Regions from separate parts of the Mus musculus genome. Here regions 1, 2, 3, 4, 5 and 7 are each linked to region 6. A link is a loop called in an ENCODE intact Hi-C map of the cell type or tissue named here. Cell type or tissue: left cerebral cortex. All regions are shown on one strand. Each heading gives the region's core, and the rest is flanking DNA. Links, peaks and the distances in the headings are about the cores only. Region 1 overlaps Efcab6 (EF-hand calcium binding domain 6). Region 2 overlaps Scube1 (signal peptide, CUB domain, EGF-like 1). Region 3 overlaps Efcab6 (EF-hand calcium binding domain 6). Region 4 has its middle 3.5 kb from the start of Mpped1. Region 5 overlaps Scube1 (signal peptide, CUB domain, EGF-like 1). Region 6 overlaps Efcab6 (EF-hand calcium binding domain 6). Region 7 has its middle 4.3 kb from the start of Gm33324.

Region 1 (4,331 bases), core at 264-4,263, 90 kb before region 6:
CAGCTGGGTAACAGGGCTTGCCTTCAAGCCTGGTAACCCAACCTCATGTGATGGAAGGAGAGACCTGATTCTTGCAAGTTGTCCTTGGACCTCCACACGTGTGCTATGCCATGAGCATGAACACATGTAAAGGTAGGTGTGAGGCACGCGTGCGCACACACACACACACACATGCACGCACACACACATGCATGCACACACATGTGCACACACATGCATGCACACATGCATGCACACACATGTGCACACACATGCACACACACATGCACATACACATGCACACACACACATGCACACACATATGCATGCACACACACGCATGCACACACACAAATGTAAAAAAAAACTATGGATAAGCTATTTTTATAACATTGGGGAGAGAAATGGTAGCTTAATAAACAGCAACTGAAAAATAAATCATCCATTTGGAAAAAAATTAATTTGAACATCCAATTTATATTACAATGGATTGAAGTGTTTAACTTTTAAGAACGAGACATCAGCTAGAGCAGAGCTTTCAGCCCAAGCTGGGCAGGAACGACGAGTGACAAATTTAAATGACAGAAGACAAGGAAGGAAGAGAAGATGGACGAGTTTGATTATACTAAAACACAAACTTGAAAAGACTGAGTAGCACATTAATGGAAAGGAAGAAGCAAGCAGAGAGAGAGAGAGAGCTCTGACGAGGATCGTGTTCTCTTCGGATGCACACGTGGTTATAAAGAACTAAACCTGGAGGTGATAAGGTTCACTTTAACCCCTTCTGTTTGAGCTGACAGCTTATTAGGATGTGAGGAAGATCCCCTCCCAGGGAGGCAGAGTCACAGCAGGCTGGTACCTGGAGGCAGCCAACCTCAGTGTCAGCCCCGCAAAGACAAATTAAGACAATTACGGGGCACCACTTCATGCCTCTTACACGATCAATATTTAAAATGTTAATGTGCAATGCGGGGAGGGAAAGTGAAACTGGATCACTCACAGTGAGTGATGGCAACTCACACTGCTAGGGTGTTGTTCTGCGAGGACAGCTGTGCAGTCCTGCAGAAGCCTCACTTCAGCGCAGCAGAGCGCAAGGCCAGTGGCTTCCCTAGCCTGCAGGAAAGGTCAGCCAGTGTGCAATATGCGCTGCCGTGGCAGACACATGTGTGCCCTGACATGGGGGCTGTTGTGTGAGATCGTCCTCTGGGCCACACACTACCATCTTGAGGAGTTCAGCTGTGCTTTCTTGCAAAAGATCCTCTCAGCTGGGCTTACTGACTGTTTACAGCCTCTCTGGAAAGGGTGGGAGTTTGTGAGACCCTCACCTGTGCATCCCCCCCCCCCCTCCATCACCTATTGTTTGCAACTCTGCCTTAGCTGCACTTGGCCATGGGAAAAGCTAGAGTGTATAAGTCTGGAGAGACTGGGGTGGTGGGGGGGGGTGTGGTTTCCATCTATGTTGGTAAGGGGATGTCCTCATTCCTTCTGGGTAGAGTTGCCTGTTGGGGTAGGCACACCCACGCACCTACATCATGCAACCCCTCACACCTACACTCTAGGAAACCCAGCAAACTCATTCGTTTTGCAGAGTGAACTCTGGCGGTATCAGTATCGTGCCTCTGTCCTTGGGGCCTTAGGAGAAGGGGAGAGACAGCAGGAATGTAAGCAACATGAACACAGAGAGGGGGTGGGGAAGGAGAAGAGAATATCTCCCATCTCCAACATCAACAATCTTACACCAACCCAAACACAAAAACTACTAAAGAAGAACAGCAAACACAGTATCAGTGGCAAAGATCAGAGGAGAAAGACATCAGAGTCTAGAAAATGATAGAAGATCATGAAGCTAAGAGGCAAGCTTTTGAAAAGTTAAACACACTCATGGTTAGCTAGAATAAGGAAAAGAGAACACGCACACACACACACACACACACACACACACACACACACACACACACAGTCTTTCTTGGAAGAAGGAAGCTGCACACTCGATGGCTGTCACAAAAGCTCAATAGATCCCTAGATTATTATGCCCCAAAGAGGGGTGCCCTAAAAACCAGGGTCTTCCCAGACACATGCAACCCTACCATGGCTAAGTTACACAAAGACAGAAAACATAAAAGGATGGCAAAAGCTAGGCACAGTGGTGCATCGTTACAATCTCAGGACTCAGGAAGCTGAGGCAGGAGGATTCTGAGTTTGAGGCCAGCCTGGGAAGCTCTGTGAAAACCTGTCTTTAAAAAACACCTTCTTAAAAAGCTGGCCAGTAGAAGACACCTGGCAAAAACTAGTTAGAAATGTACTACAGTATTTCAATATGTTGCTCTCCAGGGGATTCTGAGTGGGGACCAAAAAACAGTGGAGGGGGGATGCTCAGAAACTCTGGGTCCCTGAAGAAGAGGCTCCACCAGGAGAACACTGTGGCTACCCGCATCCCCAGTGTGTTCATCCCGTGAGCCTGGGGCACTCCTCACTCGGCATGCCTCCCTGGCTGGAATCTTCACCCTCTACTTTGGCATGTTCAGCACCTAGCACAATGCCTGGCAGAGGAAGGTGCTCGGAAAATGTTAGCTGAGTGATATCCCATGTGTTCGTCATGACGCAATAACTTCCAAGAATATGAAGCAAAGGTGTCTAAGACAGCTCTTTCTATTTTTAAAGTCAAAGCAACACCATACGCGTGCCTAGCAACACGTGAAAAAGTCTTATGTGCATTGCCGAGGGTGTGGAGAGATGAAGAGCGTTGGGCAAGGGGGAGGGGCATCTTCCACTTGTTTCTGTGATCTCTATTACATGACAGTTATGATTTTGAGACCAACGAGGGTTCTATATGGCTGCTAGCTATCCAAGAAATAAGTCCTGAGGTCAGTCAGCAACCAAGCTGTTTTTTTGAACCAGGAGCACAGACTGGATGCGGACTGGGCCTAATTTACTTCTTGCTTTGGAAATCTTGGGTCTGGTCGTTCTCCACCATGCATGGTGCCATGAACACGCCCCAGAGTGAACCTCTGCAGTGTGGCGCTGCTCTTCTGTGACTCTCAGCGATCTTCTCAAGAGGACCTCAAAGCAGCCCTTGTCACCGAGAGTTCCACAGGACACTCCATTTGCTTCCATCTCGTTCCCATGAGAGGAGGCTCTTTGGGGGGACTTGGACAAGAAAACAAGACAATGTGACCAGTGTTTTGTCACATTCTCATGTGGGGGGCACAGAGGTTCCTTCCAGAGATCAGCAATCCTGGTTGTCAGCCAAGAGGTAGAGGACACTGGGGCATTTTATCATATCAGAAAGCAAAAGGTTTTCCAAAGACCACAAGGGGCCCAGCAACAGGACACAGTCACCAGCTGGCGAGGAAAGGCCACACCTCCTAAAGCGAACACAAGTGCCTCCCTGTTCAGCAGTCAGTAAGTCCAGGGCTCTCCGGTTTAGGAGAGCAACTGCTGCTAAGGAGGTTATCTGGCGTTGAAAAGACTAAGGCTGTCTGTAGTGGAGGCCCTTGCCTGGCCACGCTTGTCTTGGAAGTCATTGGCCAGATGTTGTGTTTGGACAAGGGCTGCTCCAGCTGTTCCTGCCGCACCCAGAGAGACAGCGAGACCCAGTCCGATGAGCTGAGGGATACAGATCTCTCCCTTTTTTCAGCTTCCTCCCATCTGCAAGGTAAGTTCTTCAGGTTCGGAGAGATAAACCAGGGGAACAATTATCACGGGGTGGTGGTGCAGGAGCCTTGGAAAGGGGGATTAATACGAGCATCTGTAATGCCTTTTCCCCAGAGGAAAACAGGAACCCCAGGTGACTGTGACATCTGGACATAATACATCCAGTGACCCCAGCACTCAGGAGGCTGAGGCAGATAGGATTCAAGTTCAAGGCCACCCTAGGCTATAAAGTGACACCCATCTGAAAATATTAAGGAAGGAGGAGAGAGAAGGAGGAAGGCAGGAAGAGAAAGTAACTGTAATGAATCCGAACATATGAGATACATTTAGATTTGAGGGTTCATAATAAAGAAGGGGTCATTAGGAAAAGATTCCCACTGCTCTCTGCCAAAGAGGCTAGAGAAAGAACCAACCCCTTATTTTGAGAAAATGTAGAAGAAGGACCAAACCAATAGCCTTTTCTTTGCAGTTTGTACCCTGGCTCCCTTGCTGCTGTTTTGATTTGTCTGAGGCAGGAGCAGGCCAACGCACATCTGCGGAACTTCAGTGACAATTCCTGCATTCCACCTTCTTGTAGACAGACCCCCCCCACCCCCGTTTGTGGCTGCATCAGGCCTGAGCTTGTCCCAGGGCTCTCCGGTGAGCTCCCATCTCACCGTGGTAGTGCTGGGTTACAGATACAGGTTACTGAGTCCAGC
Region 2 (4,331 bases), core at 78-4,077, 390 kb before region 6:
AGAGACAGGGTTTCAAGCCAGGAGCTAGGGGAAAGCTGTCACAGAACCCTAAGTGGGACTAAGAAGCGGCTGGGAGGGTGGAGGTTTATTAGGGATCTCTTTTATAGTCTCTTCCTAGACCAGCCTCTCTCAACTTGTGGGTTGAGACCCCGTTGGGGGAGTGTATATCAGATATCCTGCCTATCAGATATTTACATTACAATTCATAACAGTAGCGAAAGTATAGTTACAAAGTAGCAACAAAAATAATTTTATAATTGGAGGTCACTGCAACGTGAGGAACTGTATTAAAGGGTCAGAGTATTAGAACGGTTGAGAATCTCTGTCCTAGAGTTCTCTGGAAGATGAGATGCATGGCCCGAAGCCCCCACTACACTGCATTTGCTCTTTACAAGTCTGAGAAGGGGGCATGCCCACGTTGCAAACCACCCGTGCATATGGGTCGATGTGGTGGAAGATGTGTCTGGCCACATCCGGCCCAGTGTCTCTTTCCATTGCCTTCCCTGGATCCTTTGAGAGGCCCTATGGTGCTTTCCCACCAGAGACTCTCCCATAGGGCAGCTGTCAGGTTAGGAGATGGTCCCATGTGTGCCTTGCCTGCCGTACCAGTGTGCATGTCACATTCCCCCAACACAGGTCTGGCACCTTTGTCCCAGTTAGAGTTGGAATGTCTGCCTCCCAAGGGTCATTGCTATGGCAACATCATCAATAATATCACTATCTCAGTTCTTGTCCCTCAAACACAGAGGAGGACAATGGCCTTGCCCCACCCCCACCCCCCACCCCGCTCCAATTCGGGAGGAAGGGTTTGCTTTCCCTTTACAGAAAGTAAAAGTGCCAAGAAAGAGCCTGGGACCTTAGGGGACGTCCACAGCCCAGAATTACCCCAGCCTATCAGGGAAAAGGAAACCCAGCTTGTGGTCTCAGAAAGAACCCCAGAGAGGCTAGGTGAATGGCGGGAGCACAGGACTGACCTGGGGAAGAGAGAAGATGAGGAGGACCCCTGGGGTGCCTGCCTGGGGGTCATATTTTGTGCTAACCTACAGATATGTCATCTTGTCAACTTCCAGGCCAGCCTTAGGGGGATGTAAGCTGGGGTACCACATGCCCTTCTGAGACAGGGGCATTCCCTAACAGGTATAACAGCATCTGTCCATGGAGTGTGGGTCAAAAGTCTACTGTCACATGACCATACAACTCAAGCTTTCATAGAAAAAATTGTGTGTGGGGGGGAGCGGGGGGTGGGGTGGGGAGTTGTCCTCACCTGTAGCCCTTCAGCCTGCTTTTGGGCAAATCTTGATTTAGAGGGGCTCTGGCAATTGTTGCCTAGACCCCAGCTTCTCATGAGCCCAGGGAGTCACTGTTGGGTAGAACAGAGACTGTAGCTTCACCCACCCAGACCTCCTCTTGCTGATCTCCTTAACTGGACATCTTGGAGGCTGAGTGCTAGAAATACCACAGCTCCAGCAGTCTCCAGTGGCCACTCTAACACTCGCTCACTTCTCATTTCTGGTCCCCAGTCGGCAGCATCTATGGTCCCTTAAGAGACACCCTATGCTGCCTTCCACATCTTCTCCCCTCTATTTCATCTGGAACATACAGGGAGAAGAGATTTTCCCTCAGGGACTCTCAGGGACTCGGGTCCCGACTGAGTGTGTCACACAGAACAGAGGCTGTCTCATTATCCCTTCTGCCTGTGAAGTACTCTGCTCCCCCTAAAGGACTCAGTGCCTCTCCACCAGAGCCTCAAAAGCACAGCCCCTGGGTCCTTTGGGGGGTGTTGATTGGCCCCCTCAGTGATTACTGCCTGCTGAGACTATGGATGGTTGGCTCCAGCCATGCTGGGTGAGATGGGGGAACAGTTCAGCACCTCAGATGTGCTTTGGCCTGTCTGGTCACCGGGACTCCGAGAAAGCTGCTTCCAGGAAGCAGGGCACTCTTCATATATAGTGGGGAGGACAGATGTTGGCAGACACATGTGGCCAGATGTGCAGTTACCAATGGGGATCTGTGGCAGAGGAGGGTGGTCCGAGTCCATCCCTCACTGAGGTCTTCTGCAGTGTGTTCTTACAACCTGCTCAGCTTCCTACCCGTGAACCGGGAAGTCTTGAAATCCTTTTCCTCTTAGGAGTGATTATGGGCATGAGGAGTGAGCTTGAAGAGCAGCTTTCCTGAGAGTCCCTCTGAGATGCAGGCCTACCTCATCTTCCTCCTCACCTCTTGAAGTTTCTCGAGCTGGTCACTAGGTGTCACCACAACCAAGTTGAGGCCTCACCAAGGACCAGGAGGCTGTTTTGGAGAAGGTCTGGCCTAGAGAGCTGGCCTTCAGCCTAGTGGGCCACACTCTCCAGCAAACAGCCACAGGGCACACCCAGTTAGGCTGGATCTCAGATAGTGGTACGGGTCATATTTACACGTAAAATAGCAAGCCTCCCGTGGCAGCTCATTGGCCTTATCCCTTCCTACCGGATCTCTAAAGGAAGTCACATGGGCAGGTTGCCCCATGTCACCCCTCAGTTGGCCCCACACCTGAAGCAGGAGGATCCCAGGTCCCTATCTGTGATCTCCTTTTTTACAGGGCAGCTGTGGTCAACCAAACCCTGAGAGAAAAGCAGGCACTCAAACCACCTGGAGAACCTCTCTGTACCCAAAGTTCCGATCACAGGCTACTCCTACCATTTAATCTAATCTAAAGGCGGTACTTACTAAATACAGGTGTAAATGCAGAGGTGGAGTGGGCTGGGCAGAATGGGATGGGGCAGGGTTACTGGGTGGGCTAAGAGTCAAGGCCTGAGCTGGAGAACGGTGCTATCTCCTGAAGAAGCCAGCTTACGTGATGAAGGTAGACGAGGCTGTTGTACTTCTGACAGATGAAGCAGGGAAGGCCTTGCTGGAGGGATCTGAAGGGGGGGGGGGGCTGGGGGAGATGAGCTGATCTGATGGCCATAGCATAGGTGTAAGTCCTGGCTGAACTGAACCAGAGATCCATGGGAAGTTAATGCTAGGTGTCCCTGAGTGGCCTCTCCAGGCTGTGCTCTGTTCAGCACAAGGAACAGGAAAGCACTTTATAAATCAAAGCCACACACAGCCCAGACATCTGAAAAGGTTCTCAAGGGAGCAATGGTCAGGCCAGACAGGGAGCTCCAGACAGAGGGAGCAGTGTGAGGAGACAGGGACATGGAGAGTGCGGGGGCTGGTCTGTGACAAGGACAGGTTGAGGAGGTCCGAGTTAGGACCCTGTAGGGGGCTGAGAGAGGGTCAAGGGAGACAGATTGGGTGCATGAAGGCTCAGGGAGAGCTGGCAGCCCTGACCCAGGTAGAGGGGAGCACACATGGCAATACCGGGGTTTCTATGTGTCTCAGGGGGCCTAGGCTGCATACCCTTCTGCCCACCTGTTTGTTCAGGCATATATACGGTCAAGCTGTCAGACCCGGGTTGTAGAACCAGCCTCTGCTAGTTTTCTATGGCCAGAACTCTCTGCATAGCACCAGTGGAATAATAGTATCTAACAGTCAGATTATACTCAGGAGCCACCAAAATCCAGGCACGATGCCAGGCCCAGTCATGCTCAGTGGTGATGCTCATGGCTGTATATGATGCTGGCGACACAGTGCAGTGGAGCTCATGGATGGGCATTCCCGAGGGACACAACCTGTGCACACAACCTCATTCTCACAATTCTGTCCCTTGCTTCGCTTTCTCAGCAAGAAACTAAGGCTCAAGGACTTATTGATGAGAAGAGAGCCAAGGCCAGGTGGTCTGTCTCTTGTTTTGGTATCCTCTGAACTGTGGCTCACCTTCCATCCTCCACCATCTGTTCCTAAGGACCCCCAAGGGCCTACAGCCTTTCGGAAAGGTCCCCTGCCGGTGTTGAGAAGTCAGCCCTGTGGTGCCCTTGGCGCCAGCTTGAGGCCAGACCAGGAGAAGTACGTGAAGCTGGCTTACCAGCCAAAGGAGTTGTTTATGGGGTGGGAGGCTCATAAAAAATAATGGGATGGATTTATTGTCTCCGCCTTGAGGGCCATTCCAGACCGCACAGGACCAGGCCAGGCCTCTTCCAGTAGCACCATAAATCTCCACGCTAAGTGGCAGGGATGTCCGTCCTCCCACCCACCTGGTCTGTAGCAGATGAGAATGTTCAAGGCAACGCTACGTGGCCTGTCCCAGCTCCCATAGCCAGTGATAGAAGGCCTTGAAACAGAGCGGGGGATGACCCTGGCCCCGCAGGAGTTACAGTGGGGTCCCTGGAGCACAGGCCTGGCTTGCTTCCCAAGATGTGAAAACCATATCTGGGAAACTAACAAGAGCCTGCTAGCTGTGTAGACTCACA
Region 3 (4,331 bases), core at 204-4,203, 98 kb before region 6:
ACTCAGGCAGGTGTTTGTTTGTTTGTTTTTCTCTGTAGAAATGACTAGGAATGCCATCTCTACCGCTTAGGGAAACTTTAAGCAAGAAAAATGAATGCAAAATCAAACTGTAAAGTGCCAGGAAGACGTTGACAGTCAGTGAAGACAGTTGGCCGTTGAATAAATGAAAATATATAATCTAATACATACCGTGTGAAAAAATAACCTAATACATACTGTGGCTTGTAAACTGGGGTTTAAAGGTACCTGCTTCTTTTTTTCAGGGGAAGTGTCTTACTGACTTCCAACTTCTGCCGCTCATAAATTGCTGTAAGAAACTGCTTCCAGTTGATTTTCGTGCTGGTTTTAAGTCCAAATCTGCATGAAATGAAGACAACAATATTAAAAACAGGGTCCCCCTCCCTGTAATACCATATGGATTAGATACTTAATATGGAGTCAAAACCAGTAGCTATGAATTCTTATGAAGTTTCAAATCTAAGGCAAACAAAGTCATTTTGCAAAATAGCATCAAAGAGTGATTCCTTAAAAGCGAGGAGAAAATCGGGATTGTACCACCCTGTGTCACCATGTTCTGTCAGTGGTGGCGAATTCTGAATGACGACACAAAGGAATTTGGTTAAAATTCTGATGTCCATGAAATAGTCTTTTCAAACTCATTACTTGACGAACTCAATTACCTCGGTTGGCAGGAATAGTGGCTCTTAAAAGTACTGGTGACCTCAACTTGGAGGCCTGTGGCTGTTCACTGAACATAGCAGAGGGGACCGTACAGTGATTTAGGGCAGAGCTTGTAGGCTGGGGTATCCCTCAGTGGAAGGGTATTGAATTAGCATCGCAAGGCCCTGGATTTAATCCCTAGCCCTACAAAATAAACAACAGTAACAATAACAATGAGGGTGGGCCTTGAGATGGACGGGTACCCTTGGTCATACGGGTGGCCCAACCTGGCACATGAACCCTTATAAGTGGAGAAAGCCATGGGCAGGCAGGCAAAGTGTGTGTGGGGGGGGCACATTATCACTCGCCTCTGGGTGTTTTCTTTCATTACTGTCTTCAGAAATGCCTTGAGGACTGTCGGCCCCCACACAGTGTGACAAGAACAACCTGCGGAGTGACTGTCTTTGTCCCTGAGATTTGCAGACCAGAGAAACATCTGACGCTAGCAGGTCAAGATCATGTGCATCTCTCGGCTTGGCCCCAAACCTCCACTTGTGATGAGGTATCCCTCAGTCTGTGGTCACCATCCCCTGCATGGACTACAGCTAAATCCGAAAGGATGCTTCTTTAGGACAAAAAAATGCCTGCGGCATTGTCCCATCAGCTATGGTGCTGTCTGCAGATCTGTCTTCTGCCAGCTCTGCCTTCCTTCCACTTGTGCCATGTGGCAGCAGGCTGAGCCTGTGTGCAGACAACAGTCCACTGCAGAAAGGCCATCAGACATTGGATGACTGGTGCCTGTCTCCACAGAAATCCTCCAAGTGAGAGTGGGGCTTGCTGGCCATAGAGGATTGAGGTGTCAGGGGAGGGTTACGGGTTGGCTTGAGACAGGGAGAGCCAGCCCTCAGAGCCCCCATTCAGGGTTAATTATTTCTGATAATGCTAATTGCATGTTGAACCTATGATTTACACACACACACACACAAATCTTAGTATGTCTTGTTTTGTGCTTTTCCTCTTTGAACAATTTGAACTTCGGGGGACAAGCCACCCAGTCACTTGAATCTCGCCCCATGCCTCACAGCTGCAAAGGGGAGCTCTAGCCAAGCAGTCCTTTGGAAAACAGCTGGACTGCCTCCAGGAGAGCTAGCTGTTCACATTCCACTGTCACTCCAAGGGACACTTCAATCCAGCTGTGAAGAACATGGGAATTGACATCAGATCTGGCTCCCAGGAGGCTCTGTTCCAGCCATGACGGTGTCAGCCATCAAAAGCTCTATGCTGGACCACGGCTCTTCCAGAAATGGTCCAGGCCCACTGGGGACGATGGAGACACCCATCCTAGTAAACTGAGCAGCTAACAAGTTCCAGGCCCCTCTGTTAGACAGCATTGCTGGACTATCCAGATCATAAGGTGTAAGAACCCATTTTAACAGATACTCCTCTCGTTCTATGGTTTAGTTCCCTTAGAGAATCCTATGAATGTATCAACAGTGCCCATGTTCACTTCGGTTTGTGTTTTCTCTAATAGGCTGATGCAGGAAGGCTATAGGTCAGCCTCACGCCATACAGAACTGAACATGACAAAGCTCAACACACATGGTAAATGGAAAGCAAATAAGGAAGGAACACATGCCTACGAGTTGCCCTGTGACCTACCCATGCACACACGTACATGTGTACACATGCATGCGCGTGCACACACACAAGCATGCACCCACACTGTAATGAGAAATGAAAACATCAGTTGTGATCAAGAACAGGCAAATCAAAACAAGAAACTATACTGCTGACTATCAAATTAGCAAGGACTCAAAGCATCCGTGTTAAGTGCCTGCCAAAACGCTCTTGTGAGCCTCCCTTGTAAGAATAAATTAGCACCTTTCTGCGGTGCATTTTAGCAATATGTAATATAAACCTTAAAATGGTTCAAGCCCTTTGACTTGTGGAGATGGCAAGATGCATTTCAGGTTTTTAAAATAGAATTAAAATGTCTCTGATGCAATCTTCTGTGAGAAAACAGACCATAATTATATCTCAGACATTTCCAGCTATGAGTCTCTGTGAGCTTGTATATGCGAGTGTGTATATTCACAGATCCTACAAGAAATAGAAAACGTACTAACAGCAGCTATCCCTGGCTACATCAGCAGTGGCTACCTCTGCCTATATTAGTAGCACTGTTTCTGGCTATATTTGTAGTGGCTGTCGCTAACTCTTATGCGAATAGGTAATCCACTTTCTCCTTTATCGTTTCCTTCTTTTTCCCGTTTGGGACACACGTGACTCTATAAGTAACATGACTAAGCACGGCTTTTAAAAACAGCACGGCTTTTTAAAAATTCTTTCCCTAGAATTTCCATAAACAGCACTAGTAACTTAAGTCATAATGAAAGAGTGCCCTCCACATGGGACTGGAATCAAACCCTGGGTCTTGTGGGCCATCTACCTGTCTCTTGTCCTCTCTCCAGCACTCGGGGACCCTTTACTATCCCAGATGACCCCTACTCTGCATCCCTGAGTCAACATCCTGCCTGCTCCCTGTGTCTTCCCCACCCTAAGAACCAGGGTGGAGACTTGCAGCAGAAGAAACGCCAGATGAATCATATTGTATATGGCATGACGGTGGCTGCTGTCAAAGGAGGCGACACAGGGTGGCAAGAACAGAGCTCAGTCATGGTGGGTCCAGGATCCCAAGAGCTTTGCTAGAAGGACACAGCAGGAATTCCCTACAGAGTGTGGTGCATGCTGCAGCGGTGAGGAGGGCAGGAGGAAGACTCAGAGGTGAGGACAGAACTGCCATGGCTCACACCGCCCCCTCCTCAGTGCCTAAAGCTTCAACTTTGTCCTGATTCCCCTCTCCAGCCACTGTCACCCCTGGGCAGGCTTACCTGTGCCTCCTGCCTGCTGAGCCATCATACAGTCTGGGTGTTGGGGGGTCTACCCCTGCACTGCTGGCCTTGACGCCTGCTTTTCCCAGCTGCAATGGCAATACTGTGGTTTCGTTCTAATGAGCATCCAGAACTTGGTGCGTGAGAAGTAAAACTCTTAGTCTGACCCATTCCCTCTATTGCCTTGCTTGAACTCCACTGAGCTCCCTCCTATACATGGCAGGCTCTTCCCTCTACAGTGGGCCCAGCCTAACTGATGCCCTAAGGGTACACAGGGCCTTCTGCCTGCCCCACTGGCTTCCCAGCTCTGTGCTCTCTCTCAGGCTGACTGCCAAGTGGCCCATCAGTGGGTAGTCCTCTGGCTCCTGTCACGTTTTCTGATAGCTGAGCATGGGATGAGAGGCCCGAGCAGGACAGCATGTATTGCTTGGCTTCACTGTCAGGACAGAGACCATGGTTCTCTGCCAAGGTCCAAGCTCCTTCTGGAGCACTCCTGTACTTGTGGGCTAAAGGAGTCAGCATACACCACAGAATGATCAGAATGCTTCGTGCATGTGAGGATTTGCAGCCCTAACGAAAGTATCCATGGGGTGCTTGGGTAGAACCAAAGTGCAACCAGGTACAACCGGTTCTGGAGATCCATATTAAAAGCCCCAGTATAGTGAATAGATGCCAGAGTTGAGCCTTTTATGTGGAAATTCATGGCCTTTGCCTAGGACACAGACACAGCCTAGCAGTCATTCCAGAGCTCCTGGATCAAGGACAGCCCTGGATACTCAC
Region 4 (4,331 bases), core at 238-4,237, 280 kb before region 6:
CAGCCAGCTACAGGTTGATGGCACATATCTCTCACCAGAGAAGACACAGACCAAGGACGTGTGGCCAAGTTAGTGAGGGGTAGCTGTAGGGTGGCTGAAGGAGTCCGGGAGCAAACAAACTCAGGAAGATCCCAGAACAGCATTTCAGCCCTGGAGGGGCTTTGGGCACCAGGAATGGAGTCCACAGCAGGTGTGTCTTGCAGGAGAGCAGAGGCACAGGTCTCCATTTGTTGTGGCTCAGCTGGACTTCTCTGGCCTCTCCTGTGTCCTCCTAGCTTTGCTGACCCTCCCTGAATAAGTTCTTTTTACCTCTCTCATTATGGATCAATGGCTGTCTATTAGACCCCATTTCACATTTCGGACACCTCTGGAAGTAGGGTGCTTACTGGGGCCCCCTCCTTGGGGAGTTTTAAGCTCACTGAGTACCTTCTGGGTGGAGGGAATGGAGTCAGGGGTCTGATAGGGACTAGCACAGAGCTGCTGGGACAGGGAGGGCTAGGCAGATCCTGCTGGCTCTCCTGGGGCCCTCCCTGTGGTGCTTGGGGGTGGGGGGAGAGCCTGAGGCAGTTCCGAATCCGTGCCTGGCACACTTGGCACAGACTATGAGACAGGCATCTTATTACAGGTGAGACAACACGAGAGTGCCTGGCCCAGGACCCAGAGGCAGGCTTGAGCCTGTCTGACACCTCAGGCAGGGTTGTCCCCGGCTGGTTCTATTGCCTCCCCCAGAATGGTGGTAGAAGGGACTTCTGGCAGGAGAGGGTGGGACAGCACTGTGCAGTGCAGGGACTGGCTCCAGGGTATTCCTGGTGACTGTCAGTGTTGGATGCCAGGCCAGCCCAGCTGCCCTCTTGGCTCTCAATCCCACTCAAGTCTCAGAGGCTCAGAAAGGGTGGATGCAGTTTCCCAGAGACTCAAGAGGGTTTGTGGCCTATATCATCTACCCTTAATATAGGGTTTAGTTTTGAAGATGATGGAGGATACTGAATCCTCAGTGTGTGTGCATGCGCGCATGCATGCGTGTGCACGTGTATGTGTGCGCATGTGTGTGTGTGAGTGTGTATACCCTCACTAATGAATAATAAACAGGTGGCCAGGTGAGCAGCAGCCAAGGGATGACCAGAAGGGGCCTCCCAGCAAAGACAAAGATGTCTAACACTGAGCACCTCAGCAGTGGCCACTTGACCCATGTGTCCTCCTTTGATCCTCTTGACTGCCCCATTGGCTCACCCTGGAGTGGAGCACAAGAGTAACCAGAGCTGGGGCACTGTGGAGTGCACAGCCTGCCACAAGCTCCTCCCCTTGGTTAAGCATCTTCCTCTAGAAAGAAGGAAAAAATCACTTTCTCCAGAGTCAGTGGGGTCACACGAGGCACAGCAGCCATGTGTGACTGGGGACATTTTGTTCTACTTTTGGAGCCTGCAGGTACTCACAGTCTTTCCCAGAGCAGCCCTGGGATCACTAGACCCCTTGTGCTTTTTCTCTGGAAAGACTGACTCAAGAGCTACCCCACCCAGAACCCAGAATCACTCTACTGCACCTCTCAGGCTGGCTCTCTCTGTCTCTCTCTCTGTCTCTCTCTCCCTCTCTCTCTCCCTCTCTCTCTCTGTCTCTCTCTCGGCCTACAACCCCAGGCACTCTGAAACCTCTTCTTTGCCCTTATTGTGTTCCCCAGCCAGTGTCCCTCACTGGTCAACAGGGAGTAGCAGCCACTTAGCTTCAGAGCGCCACACTATCCAGGGCTCCTTGTTCGGGGGCAGTGTAGTGCCCCTTTTCCTCCAGTTCTGTGTCTTTGCCAGGCCCTGAGGTTGTGATTACGGTTGGTCATGAGTTCTGGCCTGCTCTGGGTTGCTCTCATTTTTCAGAAATGGCTACCGAAGCCTGAGAGTCGAAGTGTTGTAGGGGTTGGCCCAGCCTCACAGCTTCTGGTTTCAAGGAGGCAGGTGTGTGTGTGTGTGTGTGTGTGTGTGTGTGTGTGTGTGTGTGTGTGTGTGTGTGTCTGTGTGTGTAGAAGAGAGACCAAGAGAAGTCTTTGGGGCAGGGCTGGGCTTAGCCAGGACCCTGGACAGCTCAGCTGAGACCCAAAGAACTTGACTGGGAAGGTTGGGGGCTTACAAAGAACAGGAAGGAGTTGCCTATCATCAGAATAGAATAAAAGGGATGGTGGAACAGGACCGTGAGACAGTGGAACAGGGCTGTGAGACGGTGGAACAGGACTGTGAGACGGTGGAACAGGACTGTACCGTGAAGGCTGTCCTCACAACTTGACTCTCTATTAGCTGGACAGGTTTTGAAACCTTTGGGGCACACCCCCCCCCAGTGTTTTTTAGTCCATCAACTGAGGCTTCCTCCCCTTTGTGGAGAGGCTGTCTCTTGCTGGGATCCATGCCAGACTGTTGCAAAAATAAGCTGTCTACAAGGCAGCTGGGAAAGTTCCTTAACAGCCACGGAGGACTCAGACATCATGGAGGGCCTGAGGACAGAAGTACCAACATTCAAAGCCATCCATCAGTGACTTGCAAGTGTGGACTCCAAGGGCATCAGTTGCCAGGACCTGTCTCCTTGTGAGCCATTGGATGTGACCTCTTAGTTTCTGTAGATGACAGGGGTGGCCTCCCGGTCCAGAAATACCCAGCTACTTCTCACCTAGCTTTACATGGGTCACATGAGGTTAGTACTATGGTATTGAGGGGACTCCTGTGGCCTGATGCAATCCTATGTCTGGCTGTCTATCATCTATCTAGTCTTTCTATCATCTATCTATTACCTATCTAATCTATCTAGTCTTTCTATCATCTATCTATTACCTATCTAATCTATCTGTCTAGTACGTGTGTGCACCACAGTGCATATGTGGAAGTCAGAGATGACTTGTGGGGATCAGTTCTCTCCTTCTGCCCACCACGCGGGTCCTTGGGCTTAGCAGCAAACACTGTTCCCAGCTGAGACGTCTAGCTGGCTCACCATGAAATTCTACCTAAAGATGACTACAGGGAGCCCCCAGGGTCTTTCCCCTACTTTGTCCAGTTCTCTGCCATAGCCCTTCCTCCTCAAGATGAGAACATGGAGATTTAGAGAAACAGCAGAATACCCAAGGTCCCAGACAAGTTAGCAAAAATCCGAGGTTAGAATTTAGATCCCCATACTTGGTACCTAAAGCTTATGGTGCAGCAACTGTGACAGGGTTAGGTGACAACTGCCTGCCAAGTGCACTGTCATCGAGGTAGAGTCCGTCGATCAACTGCACTGACAGAGAGATCAAAGTTCTGAGTCCAAGGCTTATTTCAGGAGTTGGGGAGTGGTCACGGCACAGTGAACTAGGCACAGGGAGGGGGAGGGTCAGGACTCCATGGCTATGAGTGCCCTTTCATTCTTGGCCTCTGAGCATGGACGTCTCAGATGAGGCCTGTGTCACAGCATCAGGATCTAGACAGACTGAGGCTAGCAGAAAGAGACAGGAGGTTACTGAGTGGGGTGGAGTCTACCTTCGTTTTCTTTCCTCTCCTTGGGTCTCCAGCACACAGTAGGCACCTAGAAAATGATTCCCTTCAGAAGGAACCTCCCTGGCTGGTTCAGCAGTGGGGATCCGGTGCTGTTTCTTATCACTCTCCATGAACAAGACTAACAAGTGTTAGTTTTCTATTACGCAGAATGTCTGCTGCTGTCTGCCCAGATGGGCTGCTCACTTAGGAGCGAGTCTGTCCTGCCCACTCCATGATCCTCATCCCTGCATCATTTAGAGCCATTCACTAATAATTAGTAGACCCTGTTGATACAGCATCCGATCCTAGGGCCTGACCAGGACTCCTCTCCTGGTTCAGCCTGGACCAGGAGAGGAGTGGAGGTTACCTAAGGCAGGGTGTGTTCAAGCTGAGTGCCTGGGTCTGAGGTGATGCAGGTGATGACGGGTTCTTGGTGGCAAGCTCACACTTGGTTCCAAACAGGCTGAGTGCCAGGCATACAGTGGGTGCTCAATAGATGCACAGTAAGAGATGGTATTCTGGGAACTGAGCTCTGGGAGAAATCCAGCCTTTGGGGGGACAACAGTCACAAGAATGTCTTCTGTCTCTGCTCTTGTCCCCTAAAGGCCATGCCCAGCTGTGCCATTGTTCTTGGCAGGCAGCAGGGAGAGCCTGCTGATGTCCTGAGCTGCAGCCTTGTCTCTCAGGTAGGCAGGGATGTTCTCTGAAGCACAAAGTGGTGTTGTAGTCTTAGGAGGGAAGGGTCTACAGGGTGAGTTATGGGGTCCCACTGGGAGAGAGCTCTGCACCATCAGTTTCTCCTCCTTAGCCTCTTCCTAACCAGACCTACTCCCTGTCTGGGATGCTGGA
Region 5 (4,331 bases), core at 178-4,177, 420 kb before region 6:
GGGATTAAAGCAATGATCCATCACTGCCTGGTACATTTTTTCTTATGACATGGCTACAAGCCTTTGGGGGCCTGGGAGTAGAATGTGGTGGTTTGAATAAGAGTGCCCCCCCCCCCAGGCTCAGATACTTGAATACTTAGTCACTAGGGAACAGAACTGTTAGAAAAGATTATAAGGAATAGGAGGTGTGGCCTTGGTGGAGGAAGTGTGTCTCTGTGGATGAGCTTTGAGGTTTCAAAAACCTACATCAGGGCCAGTCTAACTGTCTACAGATCAGGAGGTGGGTCTCAGCTACTCCTCTGCCACCATGCTCCTCTCCTCGATGATAATGGGCTGACTGACCCTCTGCAACTATGAGCCAGCCCCCAGTTAAATGATTTCTCTTATAAGAGTTGTCTTGGTCATGGCGTCTCTTCATTGTAACAGGACAGTGACTCATGTATAATAGTTATTTCTCTTAGAGTTTGTGCCTAGGATAGACTTGTTTCCTATAAGCATTGGATCCATTTCTCCTGAGAAGCTTGTGAAATAGACACTGACCTGACCCTCCACAGGCACAGCAGTTAAGAGTTTGTTCTTTGAACACATTGGCTCTAGCTCTAGTGGTGTCATACCTCTATGTATGTGCTCATAAGACACTAATGCAAGGAAGATGCTGTGCCATGGGTGCTCAAGTGAGGGTGTGAGGTCTCCCTGGGGTCTGGGAGGACCTCCTGGGTCACGGATAGGTCCTGCTTGGAATGGAGGAGGATGCCCCAGGCAAAGGCAGGGAGGCCAGGAGGCTGTATGAAGGTCAAAGGGCACTGGGATAGTACGAGGGTCCCTAAGGAGCTTGGACCTGAGGAGTCTTCAGATAGATGAGTTGGAAAAAGGTGGAGACACAAATGGGGCTGGGTAGGGAGGATGCTAGCAAGGCTGTGATACAGAGCCTCAGTGCGCCTACTACCTTGCCTGCTCCCTCAGGGGCAGTTGAGGATTCAAAGTCAAAGGATCTTTGGCCAGCAGCCCTCAACCTTCCTGATGCTGTTATTTCTTAATATAGTCCCTCATTTTGTGTGACCCCCAATCATAAAATTATTTCATTGCTACTTCATAACTATAATTTTGCTATGTTATAAGCTATAATGTACAACATCTGATATGCAGGATATCTGAGATACATACAATCCCTGTGGAAGGGTCCTTTGACTCTCAAAGGGCTTGTGGCTCACAGGTTGAGAATTGATGCTCTTGGCCCTTTGCAGAGCTCGGTAAACTAACAGGGAGACAAAACCAGAGTGTGGAGGAGCTCTCAGGGCTGGCCAGCTGCCGGGAGCCTGACCAGCCTGCATCCAGAGGAGAGGGGCCAGGATGCTTTCCAGGGGAACGAGGCTTGGATGAGGGGAGGCTGTGGTTGGAGCCCTGCCCCAGTGAGTCGGAGGTCACATTGACCTTGGTAACTGACCTCCTCTTACCAGGACCTGGGACTTGAGGGCCTCGCTGTTCAAACGCAGAGGCTGCCAGTCTAATAACTTAAGGGTTGCCTACTCTGAAACTACTGGGGCCTCCTGGGAACAAAACAGCCAGACCCTGATAGGAGAGTCAGAGTTAGAACTGAGGCCCTGATGTGTTTCATGTTTTCTCCTGAGGTTAGTCCTCCAGGGAACCTGGTTCCTCCCCAATGGCCCTGTTCAGCCCCACTGAGGTCTCGTGTACCCCAAACTCCCACTCCTAAGGGTGCAACTTCCTGCTTCTCTTGGGAAATGATTTGTCCAGCATGTCACCAGTGGCTTTCCCAGGAATCTCCCTGATCACCCTCCTCCTGGGATCCCTGCATCCTAGGGGCCACTAGGTTTGAGTTATCCAAACCACTGTTGGAAAGTGTCTGTGATGTGCCATGTCTTCCACCAGAAGGCAGTATTGTGCCTTCAGAGCCGGCACAGGGAAGGTGTAAATAGGAAGGGAGGGCCAGTGGGCCTTAGTTTCCCATAAATATGCATTTTAGATAATGTCTCATTGTGTAGACTCAATCTTACAATTATGTTCCAGCTGGAATTGGGGCAAGCACCACCATTCATTTCCAGATCTTTTCTTATCCATAAAGGGGACAGGAGGCAGGGGTTGGATTGTGTGGCTATAAGTCATGAAAGACAGGTCAACAAGCACAGGCACCAAGTTCTAGAGAATTCTGCATCTTGAGCTACCCACTTTGAGCGCTTTGCTCTCCAGGAGTCTGTAAGAATCTGGAAGAAAGGGTCATTGACCATGGCCAGTGACTGTGAGTGGTTCCTGGGGTCTGGTGGGCGCTTACCTTGGCATGTCCGCTCGTCCGTCAGTAGCTTGTGGCCCTTTTGGCAGCCGCATTCAAAGCTGCCCACGGTGTTTCGGCAGAAGTGGTCGCAGCCTCCGTTATTCATCAAGCACTCGTTGATGTCTGAAGAGGTTGGAGAGGGGAATAGGCTCAGGTACCATGGAGGGGATGGCCTGGGGAAATGGGGGTGCCACCCTGCCTTATTGACCTTGATCCACCTGCTGATCACTGCCTAGGCTAGCCTCAGCTCCCCAGTTGAGCACAGATAGGAAGAATCTGAGTGAATAGCTAAATCCTGGCTCTCCAAGGTCTCAGACTTCCCCTGTGATTGGTAAGCCTGTATCTTGTTTTAGGGGAATCAACAGGGACAGTGATGTCCCCCCCCCCAATTCCGACATGACCCTTTACCCAAACACCTAGGGAGGAGTTCTGGAACGAGTGGGGCTGCCACAGGTGACATGGGCAAACTGTGCTTTCCCCCTCCTCTCCCGGATGAGGATAGAAAGGGTCCCTATAACACAAGACAGATGCCATGAGGATGATAGGAAGTCACATCTCCAAAGTGCTGGGGCTGGGAATATCAGTGCCATGGAGAAGCAGGTGTCACTGCTGGCTGCCTGCTGAGGAGAGGCTGTGTGCAGGAGGAAGTGAGGGGGTGAGCCTTCCCAGTGAGTGAGTGAGTGAGGGCTGGGCCCACCCCACACCCCCTCTTTGCCTGAGTTCTTCTTTCAGCAGGCAGTGAGTAGCGTCTGTACTCCACAGATCACTGACCACACCCATTTTGATGCCCCTCCTGCTGTGGCCCTCAGGAGCAAGCCTGTCAGGTGGCCTCAGTTTACAGTTTCCCACTGACAGGGAGCCTTCTCCTTCAGAGAGTTGGGCTTCTAGCTAACACTCCACCTCTGTGAACCTCTCTGTTCATGTCCTGATCACTTGAGCCCGGATGCTGCCTATGGTTGGACTCTTGTCACGCTCCCCCCTGCCCCCATCCCTCACCCTCCAGACCTAGGAGCCTCACTAACATCCCGTCTGTTCCTGAGCCTGTCAGCAAAGCTCGAAGCTGGCTTACATCGGTTGAGAGAAAGCTGCTTTTCTCTCTAGCACAGAATCTAGTGGGGGTGGGGTGTTGTTGTTGTTGTTGGTCTCACATGGACCTCAGCCTTCATTTCTTTTTCTTTTTTTAAAAATATTATCTATTTATTATTTATACAAGTACACCATAGCTATCTTCAGACACACACCAGAAGAGGGCATCAGATCCCATTACAGATGGTTGTGAGCCACCATGTGGTTGCTGGGAATAGAACTCAGGACCTTCAGAAGAGCAGTCAGCTCTCCTAACCGCTGATCCATCTCTCCAGCCCCTCAGCCTTCATTTCTGTTTCTCTCATCTCTTCCCTTTACCCTGCGCCCTCTCTCCCACACAGGCAACCTGTACCACCTTCTACAGTGTATCTGCCAAGTGTGCTGAGGCCTTTGGTTTCCCAGAATAAGAACCACCATTCCTGCCCCCCCCCCCCCCAGGGAGGGGCGGGGATTCCCCAAGCTCTTCCCTCTGCAACTGTCTACTTCTCCCTGCTGACCTTCATGACTCTGCCCACCCAGTCCTAGAGAGGCCACTCAGTTGTCATGGACTCTGTTCTCAGGGACACAGAGACCCTGAGGTAGGCTTTCAGGGCCCTGGGACTTCCTAAGAATGTTCCTCAAGTGAAGAGTTGAAAGAAGATGTCAATACCAAGGCAAGGATCCCAGACAGTAGTGGGCACAGAGGCCTTGGGCCCAGGTGTGTGTATATAGGGTACTCTGATTGGGGGGAGCCACAAGAACACACAGGTCACAACCTCCTCTTCCCTTCTGTGCCAAGGGCTACGTTGGGCTGGCTTGCAAGACAGGTGAGGATATAGTCTTCCCACTTTGATGAAAGTCCTGGCAGGTGGCCTGTTTGGCCCAGGGCATGGGGGAGGGGGAGAGGGAACTGAGGGTGGAGAAGGAGGCTGGTGGGTGGGGGCTCTCCCAGGCTGTTCTGGGAGATGGTGGGAGG
Region 6 (4,331 bases), core at 221-4,220:
GCTGTTGGGGTTTCAAGTCTCCCCCACCTCCTCACAGCACAAGACAAACCCCATCAACCCAACATTCAGACAAGCACAGCTCCTAAAGATAATGTGTGTTAATGACCTGGAAATGGTGACTATAGGAATATATAGTAACATAATGCACTTAGAACAATGTAAAGAGGAGGGCCCAGTTGAGCACGTAGTCCAAACGCCCTGATATAAATACCTGCTTCCTCATGGACGGCACGGAAAAGAGGCAACAAAAATAGCTATGCTGGGAAGGTGGAGCCTGGGTCCTTCTGTTTCTGATGCTCTCTTAGAAGTGGGTCACACGCACTGGCTCCTGCCCACCCTGTGCCTCCCACCACCAGCTGCACCTTCCACTCCTAGCAGAAGCTTCCCTGCCATTCAACGTCCCTTGGACACCAGGACCGACTCTGCACTGCACCCACCGTGATTTGAAACTCTACTTTTATGTGGGAAATTGTAAGTTAGACTAACAAGCTTCACAAAACCAAGCTGCTTCTCTCTTTCACCCCACATACGCCACACAGGCACTCAACACACACACATGCACCACACATCATATAGACATGTACCACACATCATATAGACACACACCACACACCACATACACCACACATCATATAGACACACACCACATACACCACACAGGCACTCAACACACACACATGCACCACATATCATATAGACATGCACCACACATCATATAGACACACACCACATACACCACACAGGCACTCGCCATACACACACACACACACAAACCCCACATACAACACACACATTCACACTCACCACACACACATACACACACCACACACATACATACACACACCACACACACACATATACACATACACACACACAAACCCCACCTACAATATATACATTCACACTTACTATACACATACACACCCCACATATACCATACACACATTCACCGCACACACACACACAAACACATGCCACAACCTCACCATACAGGCACTCCTCACACATACCACATACTACAGTACACATATACTACACACACCATACACTCTCACCACACACATGACACACAAAAAACATAGTAATCATACATACTTACTACACATACTTACCATACAGTCACCACACACACTTACCACATGCTCAGCATACACACTCCTGACGCGCATCACATACACTTGAAGCACATGTACACACCACATGCTACACCCACCCCTCACACCATAACACATACTTCTACTATATACATACCACGCAGGTACATACACACTACAGACATCTGCTCAACTCCCTAAAACATACACACCACACGCATATAAGACCCACACACTCACATTCCTTCCTTCCATGCCTAAAGATCACCCCCCTCCCATTTCCACACCATCCATGACTCCTCACTCCTCCGCGCTACTGGGAAATAGGAAGCATTAGTAAAGTTCCCACAGGACCACAAGTCTCATGAATTTCCATGTGTCTTTCCCCAGGAGACCATGACTATACACCTAGCACATCGGTCCTCCAAAGAGTGGTAAATGAGGCAGGCGTGGCGGCACACACCTTTAATCTCAGGACATCGGAGCATCTCTGTGTGTCTCAGGCTGTCTGTGTTCTGCTTTCTCTGTCATGGACATAATGATCTACCCGGTGGATTTCTCAGCGCCCACCCCCACCACGCTGACAGACACAGACAAAGGAAAGAGGCAGGACCACGGTCGGCTGCTGCAGAGCTGTCCTGTTCTCAGCACTTCAGAAGCCTAAGAACTGGAGACAACTCTCTCCCTGTCCAACCAGCAGACACAGTGTGTTTGGCATATACTATTTATAGTCCAGGCATGTCCCCAAGTCCTCAGATGTAGCAGGCAAAGTTTCCAGGGTTTCTCTGCTTCAGGCAGAGCAACCAAAAATTTGCTGCTGCTGCCACCTACAGGAAGAGGGAAGTGCTGCAGGAATCCTGAGCGGTCCAACTGTTTGCATAGTGCGCTCGAAAGTCACTGTGAGTAACAAATAGTGGCTGCCCCGTTGATAATCAGCTTCAGGCCACTACATGTCAGAATGCACCAGCCTGGGCACTCCTGTTACATGCCAGATGAGCGGCTGACACACACTAGTGGGGGTTGGCAGCAAAAGCCTCCCCAGCTTCGCAGGCACCCTCCCAGCAGGTCTTGCAGCAGGCAGCATGGAGCTGGGCATGGCAGCGACTCACCTTGCTCTTGTGCTACCCGACTTGGTGCTGTTGGCTTTAGCAAAGTTTAGCCTGGTGCCGTTGCGCTTCATTTCCTTCTAGATCAAATACTTGCAAATTTGTGAATTCTGAGAAAGAAGAGTTAGCACCCAGTTAGCACCCGAGAGCTCAACAGTTTCCTTGGTTCTCTGAGCCATACGTGAAGCTAGTCTGTGAGCACTGTAGGCACATTCTCCTCCTCCCAGGTTCCCGCCCAACACACACACACACACACACGTGCACACACATACACATATACATGCACGCGCACATGCACACATCCATACACACACAACTTGCACACACACACACTTCCATACAACAGCCAGAACAATAACTTGAAAGCCCTGTGGTGTCCTGTTTCTTCCTATCATTGTCACTGTCCTTCAGGCCCTGGGCTTTGATACCCACAAAGACAATGCATCAACCTGTGTCTTCCAGCAGCTGCCTCCCACTCCTGCTCCCACACCTCCACCACGCTGGCCTCAGGTGGTCCCTGAGACATACGAGGTCTCTTCCACGCAGACACCTTTGTCCTCACATGGGATCGCCTCTGCCTTACCCACCCACACTTCTCCCTCTCTGCCTCCTGAACTCTCCTCGTCCTGGAGATCACTGGTTCTCGAGCCTCAATGTCCCTCAGAGTCACCTGGAATCTTTCTTAGAAACAGGTTCTAGATTCTGGAATCTAGGTCTCAGTTCTAGATTCCGATCGCCATGAAGAGTGGGCGGGAACTCAGAATGCATGACTGTCCAAGTTCCTGAGGGCTGGCTGCCGCTGCCTCCACAGGCCCCAGGCATCACTCTGGAAACTGCCGCCCTGGATCTCAAAACTAATGTCACTTTCCTGAGAAGCCCTTGTGGAAACCTCTGCGCAGACCAGCCTCCCTTACGCCGTGACAGGGACCTCGGCCATCCTTCACCCACTTTGTGATGATGTGTCTATTGGTGTGAGACTTTGAAAACTGAAACCATGGAGCTGGAGAGATGGCTCGGTGACTAAGAGCACTTCCTGCTCCTACAGAGGACTTGAGTTCTATGCCCAGAGCCTACACTAAAAAATAAAATAAAATAAAATCCGAAATGGAGGTACACACAAAATCCCGGTGCTGGGGAGATATGAGGCAGGAGAGTACCGGGGGCATTCCTATGAAATTGATTTGTAAAAGGCAGAAGACAGCATCCTAAGGATGACACAGAAGATTGACCTCCTGCTTCCACACTCACATGCATCTCACACAAAAATAAGACAAAAAAATACAAAATTATATTATTCCATTCTTAAAAAGTAGATTGCCAGCAGAGGAATGGGTGGTGGACACTAATCATCCTACCAGAGGGAGGATTATGGCCAGTCTGGACGACACAGAAGACCCTCACCCCGCCCCCCATTCACACACACCTCAAATTACTACAGCCTATTAATGTTCTAACAAATGCTGCCAAATTATACTGTTAAGCTTCAATAAAAACTGTCCTGAGATATGGGAGGCATGGGGGCTCTTAGCTCACAGATAAGCACTAGTAGACTCATGAGTGCTGAGCACACACAGTTGTCTCTTCAAGGGGAGAGATGTATAACCTGTTTTCTGTCCAAAAGACTGGGAGCGAATATGGTTAATGACCTGGTGACCTTCATACTTCCTTAGGAGTCAAGACCTCTCCAGACCCTTCTCACGAGCTTGTTTTTTCTCAGTCAATCTATAAAACCTAGCTTTATGGAAGATGTGAGGTATATTTTACAAAGTTCCAATACAGTCAAGCCTTTGGCTTCATTAAGCCTCCACGTACTGCAGTTCCCACGGAGGCCTGTTGGAGGTGCTAGACCCCATGGAATTGAAGTTGAGGACCGTTGTAAGCCATGGACCATGTAGATGGTTGAGGGGTTGTTATCACTAGAAAAAAATTCACCAAATTGTGCTGTACTTAAATTCGCCAAAAAGAAACAACTCAGGGTCAGACTCTTGATGTTTAGGTTAAACCAGCACCTGCTACTGAGTTGTGTTGAACAGAACTTCTGGGCTTCTTGCTTCTTGTAAACCATCACTCTGTGGACCGAGGTCACCTCAGAGACCCCCACAACGGGCGAAAAAGAAAGACACTCCTGAAT
Region 7 (4,331 bases), core at 106-4,105, 290 kb before region 6:
CTAAGTTTTTTTGTTTTGTTTCTGTTTTTGTTTTTTAAAAAAGCAATAAATTGTTTAGCAGGCCAGGCTGGACTGTTCTGATGAGCCAAACTGACCTTGTGTGGAGACTCGCACAATGCCCCAGTGATATATGACACTGAGAGTGTCATTTCTTCCCTGAGCCTCAGTTTCTCCAGTCAAAAGCAGTTGTGTGTGTGTGTGTGTGTGTGTGTGTGTGTGTGTGTGTGTGTGAGGGAATAGATTTCAGGGAATAGATTTCAGCAGTTTTGGCAAGGGTAGGACCAGGGCAGAACAAGGAAGCAGAGATGGGTGTGGCTAGGCCACCTCTCTCATTATTTTTTGAAGTTGTGAATTCAGAGCCAGGCTCTGGGATGTCCCAGTGGTTTTAACACTTGGGCCTCAGTTTCCCCATAGGTGAACAGCACATATCATGTGGCTGTGGTTCACATATGAGAAATGATTAGGCCAATCCATGGGAAGCCTGGCACATAGTAAGCATAGTAGTGCTGTGACCATCAAGGTGTGATAGTGTTAGTGTGTCCTGGCCTCACCCTATACCGGGAATCTGGCCCAAGCCATCCTGCCCCATGGCTTCCATTGGAGATGACTGGGTGCTAACAATGTCCTAGGTGCTCTACCCTCTGCTGCACTCTGGTCCCGACACCGTCCTTGACACCTTTTTGTGACAAAGAATTGGGGATGAGCTAAGAACCCTGCCCCCTGCTCTGTGCTAGGTAGGAATCAGGGATGCAGACCATTGAGGGCATGCACTGGGGTCTCTGTGTCTCCACTCTGGTGGAAGGAGGTGGCCGGGAAGGGTTAAATGATACTTCAGATAAGCCTTTCCACTCTCCAGGGTGACCTCTGCAGGAGGGGAAACTGAGGCAGGGAGGAGGTGATTATTCCTAGGTGTCCCCGGAGTGTCATGCTTTCACGATAGGGCTCCTTCCTCATGAAGTCTCTGGGTTTGCTTGTCAGAAAGGGATAAGGAGAGAGATGAGGAATGTGGTCCTGGGGGAAAGTATTTGGAGACCCAATGTTCTCTTCACTGTCCCCTAGTGCATCTCTGGGAGGGAGCTTGGTCCAATCCTGGCACTAGTTATGACTGGCTGAAACCGAAAAAAGTTGTTCCCTGGGGTCTTGTTAAACTCACTTTTTCCCCCTCCCTGAGGCAGCGGTGGTAGGGGGTTGCTATACCCTGGTAGTAAGTGAGTCCTCCTAGACTCATGGGGTTTGGTAGTCGAGTCCTTATTTGAGCCCACACACCTTATATGCTGTGTGGTAGTAGCAATCAAGTCTACTTGTAGAGCAGATGGAATGTCAAACAGCGTTACCCGCTCCTCATTAAGCATGGCTACATCGTAATTAAATGTTGTCTTGTGTAAGGACTTGCTGAATCCATTCCTCAGAATGGCTGGCTGGCCTCTGCACCCCTGATTGCTACCTAGCACAGAGCAGGCAGGTCCCTCCCCTCCCACTGCGGGGAGTAAAGGAACCATAAAGTAGAAATACTCAGAACCTGTGAAAATATCACGTTTTAAAAAACACCCTAAGCAGCTGCTGGGAGACGCTCATTGGGAGGATGGCGCTGTATCACCTGAAGGGGCTCAGGATATAAGCCCAGGGGTAGGGACCTGGCGAGAAGGCACCAGCACGCAATTCTCACCTGTGCCAGCAGGTGGCGTCAGTTCCCACACTCAGCCGATATGAATGTCAGGGGCGTCCCATTCCAAGGCAGGCTTTCTAGGGTAGGTGTCTGCTCTTAGCTTTCCCCGTCAGGGATCATCTGTGGGCAGCTCCAGGTGGGGCGATGAGCACTCAAGGGAGAGCCTGGGGTTGACAAGGCAGGGGTGCAGGGGCCAGATGGAAGGGATCTGAAGAAAGAGGAGGAGCCTGAGAAACACTTCATTTGTTTAAAATGGACACATAAGGAGCAGGGACAGGGTGGAGTCAGTTAAGTGCTCACCATCTGTGATGGTACACACTTAACATCCCACGCTAGGGAGGCAGAGACAGGGAGGTCTCCAGGGCTCACTGGCCAGCTATTCTAACATAACTAGCAAGCTCCAGGTCCCAGAGAAGGATCTACCTCAAAATAGCAAGGTGGACAACACTGGAGATTGTCCCCTGGGTGCCACATGCACACACCCAACCTGTCCATGCACAGACATGCACACATGCATATCCACACACAAAGCAGCAGAAGAATACATGTTTAAAATCATGAATACCTAAGATCTGGGAGGAAAGAAGACAGGCAGGCAGGCAAATGGGGAGCCCAGGAAGCAAGCCATACAACGGCAGAGAACAGAATATGAAAGCTCTATGTGGCTCCCCACCCCAGACGAACCAATAGTCTTAGTGCCGTGTATGTGCGCGCGCGCACGTGTGCGTGCGTGTGCGTGTGTGTGTGTGTACCAAGAGCCATTCATTACTCTGTGTGAGAGAAAATAGTCACCTAAAAATTTCCCCTAATCCAGAAAGGTCCTGGTCCTTCTAGAGAAAAGCCTCCTTTGGGGCTTGGATGGGTGCCCATGCTGGTTCTAAACTGTGCTCTGCCGTTTCAGCTGCCCTTTGAAATTGACGTTCAGTTGGGGCTTGGTCGCCATGCAGCCCAGGTAGAGCAAGGGAGGCTGATGTCTCCCCAGAACAGGACCAGAGCCAGATGAGAACAGCTGTGTGCCACCTGGAAGGTGGTAGAGGGTTGCAGTGCAGCTTGGGGTGTCCTGCTCCACTCCCCACATTGTGGTGATGCTCTGGACAGCTGGAGAAGGGCCAGATGGCTTGGGGTTCAGGCCTGTGTGTCTGTTTGGACACCGGGTGGGATCCGGATGCCAATCAACTGGCTCTGCCTAGGTTCCTCTGATTCCAGGTTCTGACAGTTTCCTGGAGACCAGCTTTGCAATAGTCCCCTTTCCTCTTCCATCTCCCTCCTTCCTCTCCCTCCTCCCCCCCCCCCTCTGCCTTGTCAGGAGCGTATAAGAAGAGTGGAGAGAGGGTTATAATTGCCCCCCGTGGAATTCACCTGCCGTGAAAGGGTGTTAAATAACGCGCAATTTACATGTCTTCCCTGTAGGAAATTATAGAATCAGAGCTTTCAAATTAGCAATAGATTTTTCTAATTGAATCTGTTTCCTGTAGGGCAGGTGAAGTGAGGAACCACCAGGTATTTCACTCTCCCTAGCAAATGGACTATCAGACAACTGTTGGCGTTCAGTGCTCATAAATACGCAGGGGAAGTTGACGCTGTGTTTGCAGGAGAGAACCCTGCAGAAAGAGACGGGGGTGTGCATTAGTGCCCGAGTGATCACTCTGGTGCCGGGATAGAGGGTGTGTGTGCCCCAAAAAGGAAAGCAGTTTTGGCAAGGGAAGGACCAGGGCAGAACAAGGAAGCGGAGATGGGTATGGCTGGGCCACCTCTCTCATTATTTCTTGAAGTTTTGAGTTCAGAGCCAGGCTCTGGGGTATCCCAGTGGTTTTAATACTTGGGCTTCAGTTTCTCCATAGGTGAACAGCACCTATCATGTGGCTGTGGTTCACATATGAGGAATGGTTAGGCCAATCCATGGAAAGCCTGGCACATAGTAGGCACTAGCAGACTTGGACACATTTTTGTTGAGCAACTCATCATTGTAACATATTTGTACACGCGTGTTCGAAGATGTGTTTCCATACATACTTGAGGACAGAGGGCAACTGTGGGTGTTGGTCCTCGGGTGCCATTTTTCTTGAGGCGGGGTCTCTCACCAGTCTGGAACTTTCTCATAAAGCTAGGCTGGCTGGCTCCCAGGACTCAGAGATCTGCCTGTCTCTGCATCCCCAGCATTGACTGGGGTTGTGAGCATACGGCGGCGTTTCTCGGTGCCTATATAGATGGAATTTAGGTCACGGTCTACTGATTGAACTATCTCCGTGGCTTTGTTATTGTTATCTATTTATTTTGGTCATGTCATGTGTATGGGTGTTTTTCCTACATGTATGTATGTATGTATGTATGTATGCATGTATGTATAGCGTGTGCATGCTTGGTACTCAAGGAGACCATGAGCCATCATGAGCATGCCAGGAATTGAAGTGAGTCCTATGGAAGAACAACTAGCTGTTAACTGCTAAACCATCTCTCCACCTTCCTCTTGGTATTGTTTTTAATCTGTGTTCCTGTAGATTGTCTCTAAGACCCACAAGCCTCGTTTATTCTGACATGGTTTCTCATTTAGAAGTCTGGGCTCCATTTAGCTGTGGCCTCTGTGTATGGATCTTTGCTGAGGCCAGCAAGACGGTATCAAAGACTCAGCTGGGGAAGGACCAGCCTTCTCATGCCAGTCCAGATT

Evidence for each region. Peaks named below come from ENCODE experiments on the same cell type or tissue, not always from the same donor. Only the 100,000 strongest peaks of a DNase experiment are listed, where the experiment ranks them.
Region 1: a loop joins it to region 6, with 2.5 times the contacts of the local background. A loop is called at or near these places in 6 of 42 quality-filtered maps.
Region 2: a loop joins it to region 6, with 4 times the contacts of the local background. A loop is called at or near these places in 6 of 42 quality-filtered maps.
Region 3: it touches region 6 in a loop (4-fold over the local background); 6 of 42 quality-filtered maps call a loop at or near these places.
Region 4: it touches region 6 in a loop (3-fold over the local background); 29 of 42 quality-filtered maps call a loop at or near these places.
Region 5: a loop joins it to region 6, with 2.8 times the contacts of the local background. A loop is called at or near these places in 8 of 42 quality-filtered maps.
Region 7: it touches region 6 in a loop (8-fold over the local background); 31 of 42 quality-filtered maps call a loop at or near these places.

Annotation. Positions count from the first base shown.
Region 1 is chr15:83,961,939-83,966,269 of GRCm38, forward strand. The region is part of intron 10 of Efcab6 (EF-hand calcium binding domain 6); the gene reads right to left. Among named protein-coding and RNA genes, the nearest start is that of Efcab6, 100 kb to the right of the region's middle. In left cerebral cortex, for the core only: no CTCF peak of the experiment used is centred there; a DNase peak (open chromatin) is centred at 2,566.
Region 2 is chr15:83,662,619-83,666,949 of GRCm38, forward strand. The region is part of intron 4 of Scube1 (signal peptide, CUB domain, EGF-like 1); the gene reads right to left. Among named protein-coding and RNA genes, the nearest start is that of Gm52183, 30 kb to the right of the region's middle. In left cerebral cortex, for the core only: a CTCF peak has its summit at 2,248 (motif pointing right); DNase peaks (open chromatin) are centred at 2,269 and 3,556.
Region 3 is chr15:83,954,697-83,959,027 of GRCm38, forward strand. It overlaps Efcab6 (EF-hand calcium binding domain 6), which reads right to left. Exons shown (of 32, transcript NM_029946.4): 11 at 247-357. Among named protein-coding and RNA genes, the nearest start is that of Gm41372, 98 kb to the left of the region's middle. In left cerebral cortex, for the core only: no CTCF peak of the experiment used is centred there; DNase peaks (open chromatin) are centred at 1,845, 2,537, 2,839 and 3,283; H3K27ac peaks cover 268 bases.
Region 4 is chr15:83,774,387-83,778,717 of GRCm38, forward strand. No RefSeq gene overlaps it. Among named protein-coding and RNA genes, the nearest start is that of Mpped1, 3.5 kb to the right of the region's middle. In left cerebral cortex, for the core only: no CTCF peak of the experiment used is centred there; a DNase peak (open chromatin) is centred at 2,395.
Region 5 is chr15:83,632,381-83,636,711 of GRCm38, forward strand. It overlaps Scube1 (signal peptide, CUB domain, EGF-like 1), which reads right to left. Exons shown (of 22, transcript NM_022723.3): 8 at 2,291-2,413. Among named protein-coding and RNA genes, the nearest start is that of Ttll12, 39 kb to the left of the region's middle. In left cerebral cortex, for the core only: a CTCF peak has its summit at 1,879 (motif pointing right); DNase peaks (open chromatin) are centred at 1,898, 2,277 and 2,979.
Region 6 is chr15:84,052,240-84,056,570 of GRCm38, forward strand. Efcab6 (EF-hand calcium binding domain 6) reads right to left here. Exons shown (of 32, transcript NM_029946.4): 2 at 2,204-2,310. The coding sequence starts at 2,274. Among named protein-coding and RNA genes, the nearest start is that of Efcab6, 11 kb to the right of the region's middle. In left cerebral cortex, for the core only: CTCF peaks have their summits at 1,931 (motif pointing left) and 4,017; DNase peaks (open chromatin) are centred at 321, 1,878 and 2,985; H3K27ac peaks cover 411 bases.
Region 7 is chr15:83,759,172-83,763,502 of GRCm38, forward strand. No RefSeq gene overlaps it. Among named protein-coding and RNA genes, the nearest start is that of Gm33324, 4.3 kb to the left of the region's middle. In left cerebral cortex, for the core only: a CTCF peak has its summit at 1,675 (motif pointing right); a DNase peak (open chromatin) is centred at 1,691.